Regions from separate parts of the Homo sapiens genome. Here region 2 is linked to region 1. Evidence: chromatin contacts called from ENCODE Hi-C data. All regions are on one chromosome and are shown on one strand. The core of a region is the stretch at or near the end of the contact, and the rest is flanking DNA. Distances in the headings are between cores, read along the strand shown.

Region 1 (6,486 bases), core at 3,763-6,262:
TAATTCTAAATTAAAATAGATATAGACATAAAAGCAATAGCTGAATTTTGTTTGGACTCGATTTAGACTGAAACAACTGTAAACAGAGTTTAAAGATATCTGGGACACGACTGAATACTGGGTATCAGCTGGTATGAAACAATTATGTTTAATCCTGGTAACAGTACTGTGATTATGTATAGTTACATAAATTTGTAAAGATACAATAAAGTATATAAAGTCGAAAATGATACATCTATACTTTAAAATATTTCTACAAAAAGAGCAAATAATCTCTACATCAAGTAGAAATTATGTAAATGCTAATAATCTTTACATCAAGATGTTGCATATAAGGTTATGCACTGTACTGCCGCATTTTCAATTCTGCATAATGCAAAACTAAAGAAAAAACACACCATCACCAATCTACCTGAAATGTTAGTGCTACTAAAATCTCCCTGCAACCACCAACTTTCCAGTCTAATTTGCTGTGGACTAAGAAACCCAAACCCAAGGCTGGATCTAGAGCGTACCACTTTTTTTTTTTTTTTTTGAGACAGAGTTTTCACTTTTGTTGCCCAGGCTGGAGTGCAATGGCGCGATCTCAGCTCACCGCAACTTCTGACTCCCAGGTTCAAGCGATTCTCCTGTCTCAGCCTCCTGAGTAGCTGGGATTACAGGCATGTGCCACCACACCCAGCTAATTTTGTATTTTTAGTAGAGACGGGGTTTCTCCACGTTGGTCAGGTTGGTCTCGAACTTCCGACCTCAGGTGATCCGCCAGTCTTGGCCTCCCAAAGTGCTGGGATTACAGGCGTGAGCCACTGCACCGGGCCGAGCTTACCACATTTTTAGTTTCCCATTTGAAATGACTCAACTGTCAGAATTCTTATGGGTGGTTTGACACCTGCATTAGAATAGACAAATGTCAGATTACCTTTAAAAAGATGACAGCAAAAATTCCTAACTTGAAAATCAAATCATAATCAGAAGAAAACTCTATCTTTAAAATGAAAGACCTGGCCAGGCGCAGTGGCTCACGCCTGTAATCCCAGCACTTTGGGAGGCCAAGGCGGGTGGATCACAAGGTCAGGAGATCGAGACCATCCTGGCTAACACGGTGAAACCTGTCTCTACTAAAAAAAAATACAAAAAGAAAATTAGCCACTCACAACTACTTGGGGAGGCTGAGGCAGGAGAATGGTGTGAACCCGGAAGGCGGAGCTTGCAATGAGCCGAGATGGCGCCACTGCACTCCAGTCTGGGCAACAGAGCGAGACTCCATCTCAAAAAAAAAAAAAAGAAAGAAAAAAGAAAGACCTGGCTGGGCATGGTGGCTCACGCCTGTAATCCCAGCACTTTGGGAGGCCAAGGTGGGCAGATCACGAGGTCAGGAATTCCAGACCAGCCTGGCCAACATGGTGAAACCCCGTCTCTACTAAAAATACAAAAATTAGCCAGCGGTGGTGGTGCACACCTGTAGTCCCAGCTACTTGGGAGGCCGAGGCAGGAGAATCACTTGAACCCAGGAGGCAGAGGTTTCAGTGAGCCGAGATCATACCACTGCACTCCAGCCTGGGCGACATGGACGCTCCATCTCAAAAAAAGAGGCCGGCGCAGTGGCTCACGCCTGTAATCCCAGCACTTCGGGAGGCCGACGAGGGCGGATCACGAGGTCAGGAGATCGAGACCACAGTGAAACCCCGTCTCTACCAAAAATACAAAAAAAAAAAAAAAAAAAATTATCCAGGCACGGTGGCAGGCGCCTGTACCCAGCTACTCAGGAGGCTGAGGCTGGAGAATGGCGTGAACCCAGGAGGCTGAGCTTGCAATGAGCCCAGACCGTGCCACTGCACTCCAGCCTGGGCGACAAAGCGAGACTCTTGTCTCAAAAAAAAAAAAAAAAAAAAGAAAGAAAGACCTATCACTATATACTATTGTTTCCTGGTTTGGAAACATACCATCTCTAAACAAAGTTCCACACAGAGCACTAAGTATGAAATACTATAACACGAGGCCTTTAAAATTTTATATCAACAAATCTAATTTTAAGAGGTTTAGATTCACTCTCAGAAACACCAATATACAAGATACAATACTCAGAAAAATCAACATTGGAAATTCTCAGTAATGTCTGGCAACATCAACAAGAGCTTGTAGACTTGGTGGCAAGTGCCTGTAACACCAGTGCTTTGGGAGGCTGGGGCAGGAGGACTGCTTGAGCCCAGAAGTTTGAGATCAGCCTGGGCGATATAGTGAGACTCCCATCTCTACAAAATGAACATATATATGTATAATATATACAAATTTTTTGTTTGAGATGGAGTCTCGCTTTGTTGCCCAGGCTGGAGGGCAGTGGCACAATCTCGGCTCACTGCAAGCTCCACCTCCCGGGTTCACACCATTCTCCTGCCTCAGCCTCCCCCAGTGGCTGGGACTACAGTTGCCTGCCACCATGCCCGGCTAATATTTTGGTATTTTTAGTAGAGATGGGGTTTCACCATGTTATCCAGGATGGTTTTGATCACCTGACCTCGTGATATGCCAGCCTCAGCCTCCCAAAGTGCAGGCATTACAGGCGTGAGCCACCACACCTGGACAAAAATATATTTTTAAAAAAGAAGCTGGATACGGTGGCTCACGCCTGTAATCCCAGCACTCTGGGAGGCCAACGCGGGTGGATCACTTGAGGTCAAGAGTTCGAGACCAGCCTGGCCAACATAGTGAGATGAGACCCCATCTCTACTAAAAACACAAACATTACCTGGGCAGGGTGGCATGTGCCTGTAATCTCAGCTACTCCGGAGGCTGAGGCAGGAGAATCACTTGAACCCGGGAGGAGGAGGTTGCAGTGAGCCGAGATCACTCCACTGCACTCCAGCCTGGGCGACAGAACAAAACTGTCTCAAAAAAATAAATGAATAAATAAAAAATAAAGCATATAGGCCGAGCGCGGTGGTGTCTCCAGCACTTTGGGAGGCCGACGTAGGTGGACCACCTGAGGTCAGGAGTTCAAGACCAGACTGGGCAACATGGTAAAACCCCGTCTCTACTAAAAATACAAAAAATTAGCTGGGCGCAGTGGTGTGTGCCTGTAATCCCAGCTACTCGGGAGGCTGAGACAGGAGAATCCCTTGAGCCCGGGAGGCGGAGGTTGCAGTGAGCCGAGATCACGCCATTGCACTCCAGCCTGGGCGACAGAGCGACACTCCGTCTCACAAAAAAAAAAAAGAAAAAAGAAAAGAAGTTCTCTCCCCCAAACTTTACCTTCATTACCAAGGTTTGGGTTTGCATTTTACTGGGAGGAATTCATGTATTTCTGCACAGTACAATCAGACAGACTTAACAGACTGGACACAAGGCATGAAAAAACTATTACTCTATTACGCTGGTGTACTGTTCTTTTAAAATTGTGCTCGGCCAGGCGCGGTGGCTCACGTCTGTAATCCCAGCACTTTGGAAGGTCGAGGCGGGCGGATCACGAGGTCAGGAGATTGGGACCATCCTGGCTAACACGGTGAAACCTCGTCTCTACTAAAAAAAAAAAAAAACAAATACAAAAAAATTAGCCAGGCGTGGTGGCGGGCGCCTGCAGTCCCAGCTACTTGGGAGGCTGAGGCAAAAGACTGACGTGAATCCGGGAGGCGGAGCTTGCAGTGAGCCGAGATGGCGCCACTGCACTCCAGTCTGGGAAACAGAGGGAGACTCCGTCTCAAAAAAAAAAAAAAAAGTGCTCAATTGATCCAGGAAAAGAAACTGTCTAAGACAACTTGGGTATAATTTCCCTTTAAACTACGGAACTCCACCAAAGTAAGCCTGCTTTGTAAAGACAAAGAGAAGCAAGATCTTCACAATTTCTGCAACACTAGCTTCAAAATTAGAATAGCCTTACACTGCTCAAATCTTGGCTGTCAAAGCAAAAATAACCCACTCCTTCATCTACAAGAGCTTAAAAATGTGTCCTGTTTTTGCCAAAACCAAAAAGTTTTATTTAATCTAGAATCTTTCATCCATAGTATTTGAGAAAAGTGATCTCAAATTACACAAGGATGACCTGAAAGTTTAAGGAGTGGAAACTATATAAACCTTTTTATTTATAAAGCTTCCTTGCATGCGAAAACACTGCAAAATATTCTTGTTTGACTTTAATGATTAAACATTAACTCAAACAGCCCATGAGATGCACACTTCATGTTCACATACACTATAAAACAGAAATACCCTTATTTGTGGACGTCGTAAAGGCGCACTGCACTCTTTTTTCAAAGTTAACCCAGGCTAGGCCACGAAACGTCCTTTCTGAAGGAAATCTTAAAAATCTGTAATTTAAATCGTGCCTTTTCAAGCTGGAAGGAGAACGCTCAGATTCCGCCAAGCAAAAAAATAAAAATAAAAATTATCTTTACTTCGTGGGTAGACAAAGTGAGCAGTTACACATTGGAAATGACTATTGTCACAAAGCTCTGCCCCCGGGTTTCACGCTCGCATTCCTGACGGCTGTGACCCCGACCTTTAGGAGAACGCCCCGCGCCGCGAAGCCACCTCGGCCACCTAGGCGGCAGGCCCGCGCCGCCCGGACCGCACCTGCACGCGTACGTGTCCGGCCGAGCTCCGCCCCCGGCCCCCGCCCGGCCTTGCCCGCGGCACAAAGCGCAGCCCAGGCCGGTCCAGACGCCCAGCGACCCCGAGCCGCGGGCCGACCTTGGCGCCGCCCCGAGCCGGCCGCACAAAGCGCCGCACTTCCGGCCTGGACGCGCAGTCGCCCGCTGCCCGCCCCCACTCACCGCGCCGCGGCGGCGACCTGGGCCTCAGTGACCAGCGCACGCCGGCCCGCGGCGGGCTTGGCCGTGGGGCGAAACAAGGGGGGCGTGCCGAGGAGACCTGCTACGATAAGAGGCTGACCCTCCGAGCCCCGCGTCTCCGCCGCCTCCCGGACGCCGCGCTCCCGCTCGCTCGGCTCCGCTTGGCCCGGCCCGCCTCTCCGCAGCCCGCGCTCCCCGCCGACGCTGCGCAGCCACCGGAGCCGCCGACCTCACTTCCGCCTGAGCGCGCCGCGACGGGGGCGCGCCGGGCACGTGACTGCGCAGCGTGCTCGCTCCCGCCGGCGCCCTCGAGACGCCCGGATGGACGAGCGCGAGCGCGAGCGCGGAGTGGGCCGGTCCCAGTTGGCGAAAGGGCCGGGTGTAGCTGTAGTTTTTTTATTAACTGTCTGTGAAAAAAGTATTTAATTTATATTTTGAGATAGTCCCGCGCCGCAGAAACCTTTGTGTGTGCCCAGACGCCAGGGCGCGGATCCTCAGGCCGCACCCGGGAGTCGAGCACACCCCGGGTGACCGCCACTACGGGGTCGGAGCGGGGCGGAGCTCAGCTCACAGATTCTTTGCCAGTGCGGAGGCTGCGGGCGCCCGCTCAGGAGTGCAGATTTTAGAGAATGCAAGTCAGCGTTTCAAGTGTAGAAGTGCGGGATCATTTCTATAGACAAGAGTTCAGGGAAGTGTACTAGAATGTTAGGGGGTTTTTTGGTTTTTTTTTGAGACGGAGTTTCGCTCTTGTCACCCAGGCTGGAGTACAATGGCGCGATCTTGGCTCACTGCAACCTCCGCTTCCCGGGTTCAAGCGATTCTCCTGCCTCAGCCTCCTGAGTAATTGAGATTCCAGGCGCCCGCCACCACACCTGGCTAATTTTTGTGTTAGTAGAGACGGGGGTTTCACCATGTTGGTCAGGCTAGTCTCGAACCCGTGACCTCAGGTGATCCACCCACGTTGGCCTCCCAAAGTGCTGGGATTACAAGTGTGAGCCACCGCACCCGGCCAAATGTTAGTATTTTTATGTAAGGCTTAGTGTATAGTTACAATGATTTGGTTAGTTCAGGGTGTCTCTCTGGGGGAGGTATGTTTATTATTTCGTATTAAAGAGGTGCGTGTCTTGGTGTTTGTGTTTGGGGTGTCGTCTGGTCTGAGCTAGGTACAGGACGACAAAGGAGGGAGTTATTGCAATAAAGATTAGTGATGGAAGGGAGGAGGCCTGGCTCTGGTCTTTTTTCAGTCGTTTATGAAATAAAAACAGATGGGCGCGGTGTCTCACGCCTTTAATCCCGGCACTTATAGGAGGCCGAGGCGGGCAGATCACGAGGTCAGGAGTTCAAGACCAGCCTGGCCAACATAGTGAAACCGCGTCTCTACTAAAAATACAAAAATTAGCTGCGCGTGGTGGCGCACATCTGTAACCTTAGCTGCTCTGGAGGCTGAGGCAGGAGAATCTCTTGAACCCGGGAGGCGGAGGTTGCAGTGAGCCGAGATCGGGCCACTGCACTCCAGCCTGGGCGACAGAGGAAGACTCCGTCTCAAAAAAAAAAATAAAAATAAAATATAAATGTGATAAAAGGACAAGAAGAAAACATGGGGAAATTCCTTTTTAGTATTGGAGTAAAGAAGGCTTTTCTACATTATTACTTGAAATCCAGAAGTCATGACTATGAAAAGCTTTGGTCGGCAAAAAGCACC
Region 2 (6,933 bases), core at 3,789-6,288, 7.4 Mb after region 1:
ACTATGAATAGAGGACCTGCAGGTAGGGTAGCCAAGACTTTTCCCAGATGATACATTCCCCAGCAGAAGTACTGCTATTTCTAATGCGTGAGGCACTAATGATAAAGAATCTATGGATTACTAGCATTTCAAGAGCCTCAACCACGTTTTAAACCTAATTCAAATGAATATTTAACTCAATGGCTATAAGATGTGGCAGTATGCCAACCATTCAACTTATTCTTCACATTTTTCACAAGAAAAACAACAAAAATCATCTCTCCTATAGACCTGACTGATTGATTATCCAAAGAACCAAAGCAGTAAATTTATGAATGTGTATTTAATTTGAAACAAAGAAGCATTCTGAAATATTTGACATAATGTGACTGGGAACATAAAGGTAAGGGTGTTGGCCGGGCACTGTGGCTCATGCCTGTAATCTCAGCACTTTGGGAGGCCAAGGCAGGAAGATCACTTGAAGCCAGGAGTTCCAGACCAGCCTGGGCAACATGGTGAAACCCGGTGTTTAGAAAAAATAAAATGAAAAAAAAAAAAAAATCAGCTGGACTTGATAGTGCATGCCTGCAGGAGGCTGAGATGGGAGGATCCCTTGGGCCCAAGAGGTCAAGACTGCACTGAGTTATGATTGCACCACTGCCCTCCAGCCTGGGTAACAGAGCAAGACAGAATGGAACGGAATGGAACGGGACGGGGAAGGGACGGGGAAGGAAAAGGAAAAGGAAAGGAAAGGGAGAGAAAGAAAGAAAGAGAAAAGTAAAAGAAAGGAAAAAAGGAAAGGAAAGGAAAGAAGGAAGAAAGGAAAGAAAAGAAAAAGAAAAAAAGAAAAGAAAAGAAAGAAAGAGAAAAATAAGAAAGAAAAGAAAGTAAGAGAAAGGAAGGGTGTCAATGAAGGACTTAAAGGACTTAAAAATGGTCCTGTTCTCAGAATTCAGGGTAGGCCCTGTTCTGAGTTTCCTGAGAATTCTCTGGGAATGATTTTTGAGTGATAAGTACATCAAATGTATGGGTCCTTTTTTGCCATAGGCATCACTAGACAAGGCTTACAGGTGGAATTGCTTGAGTTCTGAAGTTTTTTGTATGCTTAAGAAGTCAGTATCATACAGTATAAAAGTACTATAAAACTAGGAATTCACAACAAGGTGAAAAGCCAGAGGCAGAAAAATGAAGACATGGGAAGAGAGAATGAAATTACGTGTACAATAATTTACAAGTTATTAATATTAAACAAGGGTTTGGTATTTCCTTCCAGATAAAAGGCCTAATATTTATTACAGTGAAAAATAATCAGCAAATAAGTTGTCATTTCTTTCCACATTGATTCCAGAAGCTAAATGTCATTTTAATTGTATAAGTGTTAGCTTATGGAAGTTGGGACTGAGTTTGGTTTCCTTGAAGAAAATTTAGGAAAGAAGGGGATAATGATTAGAAAAATATGTGGGATGCCAGGTATGGTGGTGCGCATCTGTAAGTCCCAGCTACTCAGGAGGCTGAGACAGGATTGTTTAAGTCCAGGAGTTTGAAACTGTAGTGAGCCATCATCATGCCTATGAATAACCACTGCACTCCAGCCTGGGCAACAAAGGGAGATCCTGTCTGTTTAAAAAAAAAAAAGAAAAGAAAAGAAAAAGAAAAAGGAAAAAAAAAAAGTGGAAACCAGCTTACTAGCAAAGAGCTTGGTGGACTGCATTAAAACGTGTAGGGGCATTAGCAAAATCTCCAGCAGCAGCGAGCCCAAAAAGTACATCACCGAGGATTCATAAAGTATTGCATGCTTTTTAACAAGCATATTCCTTGCTTTTTTATCTCTACATGGAAGACAATAATGGATTTGTGAGTTTTGTATAGCTTCGTTTTGGACAACTAGAATTGGAAAATTATTGTATAAACCAGGTGGTGGTATGGAAGGCAGTGGTGAGTCCATCGTGCCTACACAGCCATGAAATGGGAGCATCTGTGGTGTTTAATTTAGAAGAGGAACAAGATGCTACAGTCACTAAAATATCAAAGTGGGAAGCTTGATTGGTTCTTCAGGCAGAGCCTCATAGGGTTGGGTCATGGAGATCCAGAGTCTGAGGCTCATCTGTTTATTAAATTCAGAATGGCTGTTTTGATCATCTTCACTAACTGCTGACATAATTATAGGAAGTAGAACTTCCAAGTTGGCCATATACACTGAGGAGTATAAATAGTTTCCTATAGAAAATCAACAATAAGTAGCAAAATAAATATGCAAAAGTTATATGCATGTTTTTTCAGTAGGCTTTTAGGCAGGACAAGTTGGGTGATCCTAATGGTTAATGACTTAAACGAAGCAAGCCCAATACTGACCTAGCAGAGGCAAACTGTGCTCTACACTAATGACAAAGCTGTTATTTCTCTATTTTAAAAATTTATTTACGGCAGCAATAAATGAAAGCCTATCATATCTCTCTAGTTTTCCAATAGGTATCCAGTAAGTAGGAAATCAAATTAAGAAGGTAGTTCTTTAGCAGACTGGTAACAAAGCATCAAGCTTTAGTAAGCTTTAATCCAAACTTACTGACCATAAAACCATCTTTTACTTTGCTAAGCCATCACAGTTTTGTTAGCATTACTTACAAGCCATATTCACTCTTACTATTTACTATCATTTTATTAGTGGGTAAAGTCATTGAATACTGCAAGCAAGAGAGGAATGGTGTGTCCTAACACTTAGGGTAAGGAGATCAAGCCTAGGGAAAAGACTCTCTGAGAATACCCTGAGGAGCAATTTGACATCCTTGTGGTGGAAGTTTATTGAATCAGTTCCCAACTTCAGCCCAGTCAACTGTGAAGGGTCAGCATCACTCTTAACTTCCAATTGGAAATGTACTTGATGGACTTATAACTTAATTCTATGAGTGTATTATATTTACTAGGTGTCTTATAATTTTTAATTATGGGAAGAGAGGGGGTGACATACTACGAAGGGATTGAAAGAGCTAAAAGGCTTAGTCAAAAATTACATGTAATTTTTGCTGTATGTCACATACCATAAAGTTAACACGGGTGGACAGTGAGTATAGCAAATCGTTTCAACTGTTCTTTGCTGGTGTTTGGAGATGGTTAAATGTTTACACAAATATTTCCTCTCTCCACCAACTCTTTCCCCATTCCCTAATGCTCACTTCCACTTCTGTTTTTTAACTTTTGGAGTTCCTTGATCTGCATAAACATTCTACCAACTCAGCCCAAGGCAACTTTGAATTTTATGGTTACATTGCTAATTTTATCTTTATCTGAAAACCTTTGGCACAGATTTTGTCTTAAAGCACGTTTTGTCTTAAATAAGTCAACAGGATTGCTAACGTAAGGTCAGGTGCTAATCCCAGCATTTTGGGAGGCAGAAGTGGGAGGATCACTTGAGGCCAGGAGTTTGAGCCCAGCCTGGGCAATATGGTGAGACTCTGTTTCTACTAAAAATACAAAAATTAGCCGGGCTCACGCCTGTAGTCCCAGATACTTGGTGGCTGAGGCACAGAATTGCTTGAATCTGGGAGGTGACCCAGGATCGCGCCACTGCACTCCAGCCTGGCGTACAAAGCGAGATCCTGTCTCAAACAAACAAAAAGAAAAAAGAAATAAAAAAGACAGCTAATGTAGTATTAATTTGAAATGAGGGGGATCTGCCTGTCCAGTATTCAAATCCCAGTAACCTCTGGATGAATTACTTGCCATTTCTAGTTCTTGTCGCTTAATTTTAAGATGGAAATTTCTACGTTGAAGTTTTAGAGAGGTTGTTGAGAGAACAGAGACGATACAAGTCCATGCTTAGAATACTCAGTACATAGCAAAATAATAAATATTTTCCCTCTGCCCTCTCTCTTTTCTTGGAAAGCCAGGTAAGCAATGAGAAGTTGGTTTATGGCCAGGTGTGGTGGTTCACGCCTGCAAATCCCAGCACTTTGGGAGACCAAGGTGGGAGGATCCCTTGAGCTCAGGAGTTCGAGATCTGCTTGGGCCACATAGCAAGACCTCGTCTCCACAAAAAATTAAGATTACCTGGGCGTGGCACATTCCTGTAGTCCCAGCTACGGGAGGCTGAGTTGGGAGGATCACTTTAGCCTAGGAGGTCGAGGCTGCAGTGAGCTGTGATGGCACCACTGCACTCCAGCCTGGGTGACAGCCCTGTCAAAAACAAAACAAAACAAAAATTGCTGACGTATGCACAGTTAAAGCAAAAAGAGTTGGGATCCTTGAATGACGTTCATGTCTGTTCTGGCAAAGCCGGGATTGTTGGTCCCCCAAACTTCTTTAAAGAAGTTTACTCCTGGTAGCTCGATTAAGTATCTTTGTCCCATGGCCGTGGGGAATAAAAAGTTCAGTTGTCACCCCCTTTTTAAACTAAATGTCCGAAGAGACAAGGCAATCCCATCCTCTCTTCACACATTTGTGCAGGTGCAGCTTTATTTCCCACCGTGCGGTCCCAGGAGGCCGCCTGGTCTTCTGCGCTCACTTCCTAGGCATCCCTGGCCGCCCCTCGGCAGCCTCTCCTTCTGGCCTGAGACTTCCAGCTGAGCCTCATCCCCTCCACCTGAAAACTGCTCCATGGGGCACTTCATCTACCTGGAAAGTTCTCGATTTCCAACTGGAGCCTGTATACTGCTGGTTGTGTCTCAGCAGTTATTACAGCTCTGGGCTTACAACGGGAGCTTAGCAAAAGTTCCACCCTGGCTTCCTAGACTGCTACAGCTCCAAGAAAAATCCTGTGCGCACAAACGGCCGCCGCCTTTGGCGTCTCCCGCGGATTAGACCAGTTAGGAGGTCTCAGTAGGCTTTTAGGCAGGACAAGTTTTACGCCTGGCCAAATAAGGGTCAGACTAAGCAAGGCGCCTCCGTGCGCCTAGCCAGAGCGGTGCCGGCTGCGGAACCTGCCCCGCCGGGAGCCTAGTGCCATGCAGCAGCGGCGGCGGTGGCGGCTTCCCAAGCGCGGCGGCAAATCCGGGCCCGCCCGGAAGTGCCCGGCGCTGTAGGAGGGAGCAAGGGCCCAGGAGCCGCCGCCGCCGCCGCCGCGCGCACGCGCCCTCGCGGGCTGGAGCCGGGGCTGGAGTCGTAACTCGGAAGCCGGAGCCCAGACGGGCCCGCGGCGGGGGGGTGGGGGCTGCGCGGGGGCGGGAGTGGCGGAGGTGGCCGCCCCTGGCGGCGGGTTTGTTTATCCCGGGGAAGAAGTTTAGGAGCGGGAGATAGGGAAGGAGGGCGGGTCGGGGAGGAGGGATGCGGTTCGGCGGAGGCGGCCGCCACAGGGACTTGCCGCCATCACCCCTGCTGCCACCACCGCAGCCTCGGGCTCCCAGGGCGGACACGGCCACCGCCTCAGCGGGAGAGGAGTCTCCACCAGGACTGACCGCTGCCGCCCAGCACGTCCAGGTAGGCGCCCCTTCCCCTCCCCCCAGTCCCCGCGGCAGCCCCAGGCGCTTGCTCCCCTCCCCCGGCTCTCCGTAGACCGGCGGCCTCCTGCTCGCGCCTCACTGCGCCCTCTGCTCTCTGGGTCCCGGACCCCTGCTCGGGCGGCGAGCTCCGGCCTGCTCTGGGGACTACCTCCCACGCCCCCGGACCGCCCTTCCCTCGCGCGGCGGCACCACTTTCCCCGGGGTTGCCCCCAATCCCTCCTTGATTTCCCAGCCTCCACCTTCCAGGATCCCCTTTAGTTTTACCCCCGGGCCTCGCCCCTTCTTTTCCTCTGGCTTCTCTCCTCCTCTATACCTGTATACCTCCACACCTGCCCCTTTTTACCTGAGTGCTGCCCAAAGGCAGAAACTGCATGCTCTGCCACCGCGCAGCGTCCACTTTCATACCTCCTCATCCCAAATACAGACACTTGAAACTCTCGTCCCTGTTAGCCCATTTTAGGCAGAGTTCTCAGCTTCGCAGACCGCTCACTACCTCCAGTCCGGTGGTCATGCCTTTAACCTCTCTTTAACCTGCTTTCTAATACATTTTTGCTCACTTATACCAGAGTACATCAAGCTAACCGCGCGGTTCGGGGTCCAAGTCTTCAAAGAGCCCACTTGTATTCCTGCTGCTCTCCTTTTTCCTAATTCTTTTTGAGTCAATGTATTTGTATATTGATTCAACATAAAAGAAAAGGGAAGGTAGCATTTTCTCTCTCAAAGCAGTCACACAACCCAGTAGAAATAAGATTCACCATCTGCTTATCCTAACTTTCGCTTGTCTCTTTCCTGACTGAACTCTGTCATTCAGTGATTCTTTCCAGGCTTCTGATGCTTTGTCTATTTTTGAATAATCTTGGGCCTAGTTTGACCCATTGTGGTACTCACTTTCCCACTTGCAATTGAATCCACTGTTTCTTGGACTAGAAACTGACAGAGGTAAAAGGTTCATACCTTGAAAAATTACATCTCTCCTGCCACGATGAGATTGGTGGAATATTTCAAATTACCATTTCATCATTCTTGTGAGAAATGTTGCCTAGTGGTTAAGAACTCTTCTCTAGAGCTCAGACTAGTATATAGTTGCCAGGGTGTAAACCCTTGCTCTGCCATCTACCAGCTTTGGCTTTGGGGAAGTTACTTAATATTTCTTCGCCTCAGTATACTTACAGCTGTAAAATGGGGTTATGATATGACATCACAGGATGGTGCTAGTAATTGCACAAGTAAATACAAGTAAAGTACTTAAAACAGTACCTGGCACAGGGCAAATATCTGATAAATGCTATCATCACTTCTTGGTTTGACTTGATCTGGCTTGTGGGTAGATTAATTCTAAGACAGGAAGGTGGGAATGGAAAGCTACTTTCTTATTCTTTGACATTTAACAACCTTTTTTGATATAGATAGCATGTATAATTTGTTATTGTATAAATTAATTCCTTCTGATTTGAAAACTACAGGGTTTTAGCCCACCATTTTCAAGGCAGCTAACTACCAAGCTACAGATAGGTCAGTCCTT

Evidence for each region. A loop is a pair of places that touch in the nucleus more often than their neighbours do. Pooled maps may share reads with other maps.
Region 2: a pooled map shows a loop between it and region 1 (14-fold over the local background). The contact joins the promoter of SPOPL here to the promoter of FAM168B in region 1. A Hi-C loop is called at or near these places in 5 of 50 pooled maps.

The regions. Positions count from the first base shown.
Region 1 is chr2:131,088,448-131,094,933 of GRCh38, forward strand. FAM168B (family with sequence similarity 168 member B) reads right to left here and starts at 5,013. Exons shown (of 7, transcript NM_001009993.4): 1 at 4,767-5,013. RefSeq lists a silencer at 4,467-5,186.
Region 2 is chr2:138,496,732-138,503,664 of GRCh38, forward strand. It overlaps SPOPL (speckle type BTB/POZ protein like), which reads left to right and starts at 5,039. Exons shown (of 11, transcript NM_001001664.3): 1 at 5,039-5,388. SPOPL-DT (SPOPL divergent transcript) reads right to left here and starts at 4,964. Exons shown (of 2, transcript NR_187149.1): 1 at 4,588-4,964; 2 at 1-4,149. RefSeq lists silencers at 4,935-5,474, 5,675-5,724.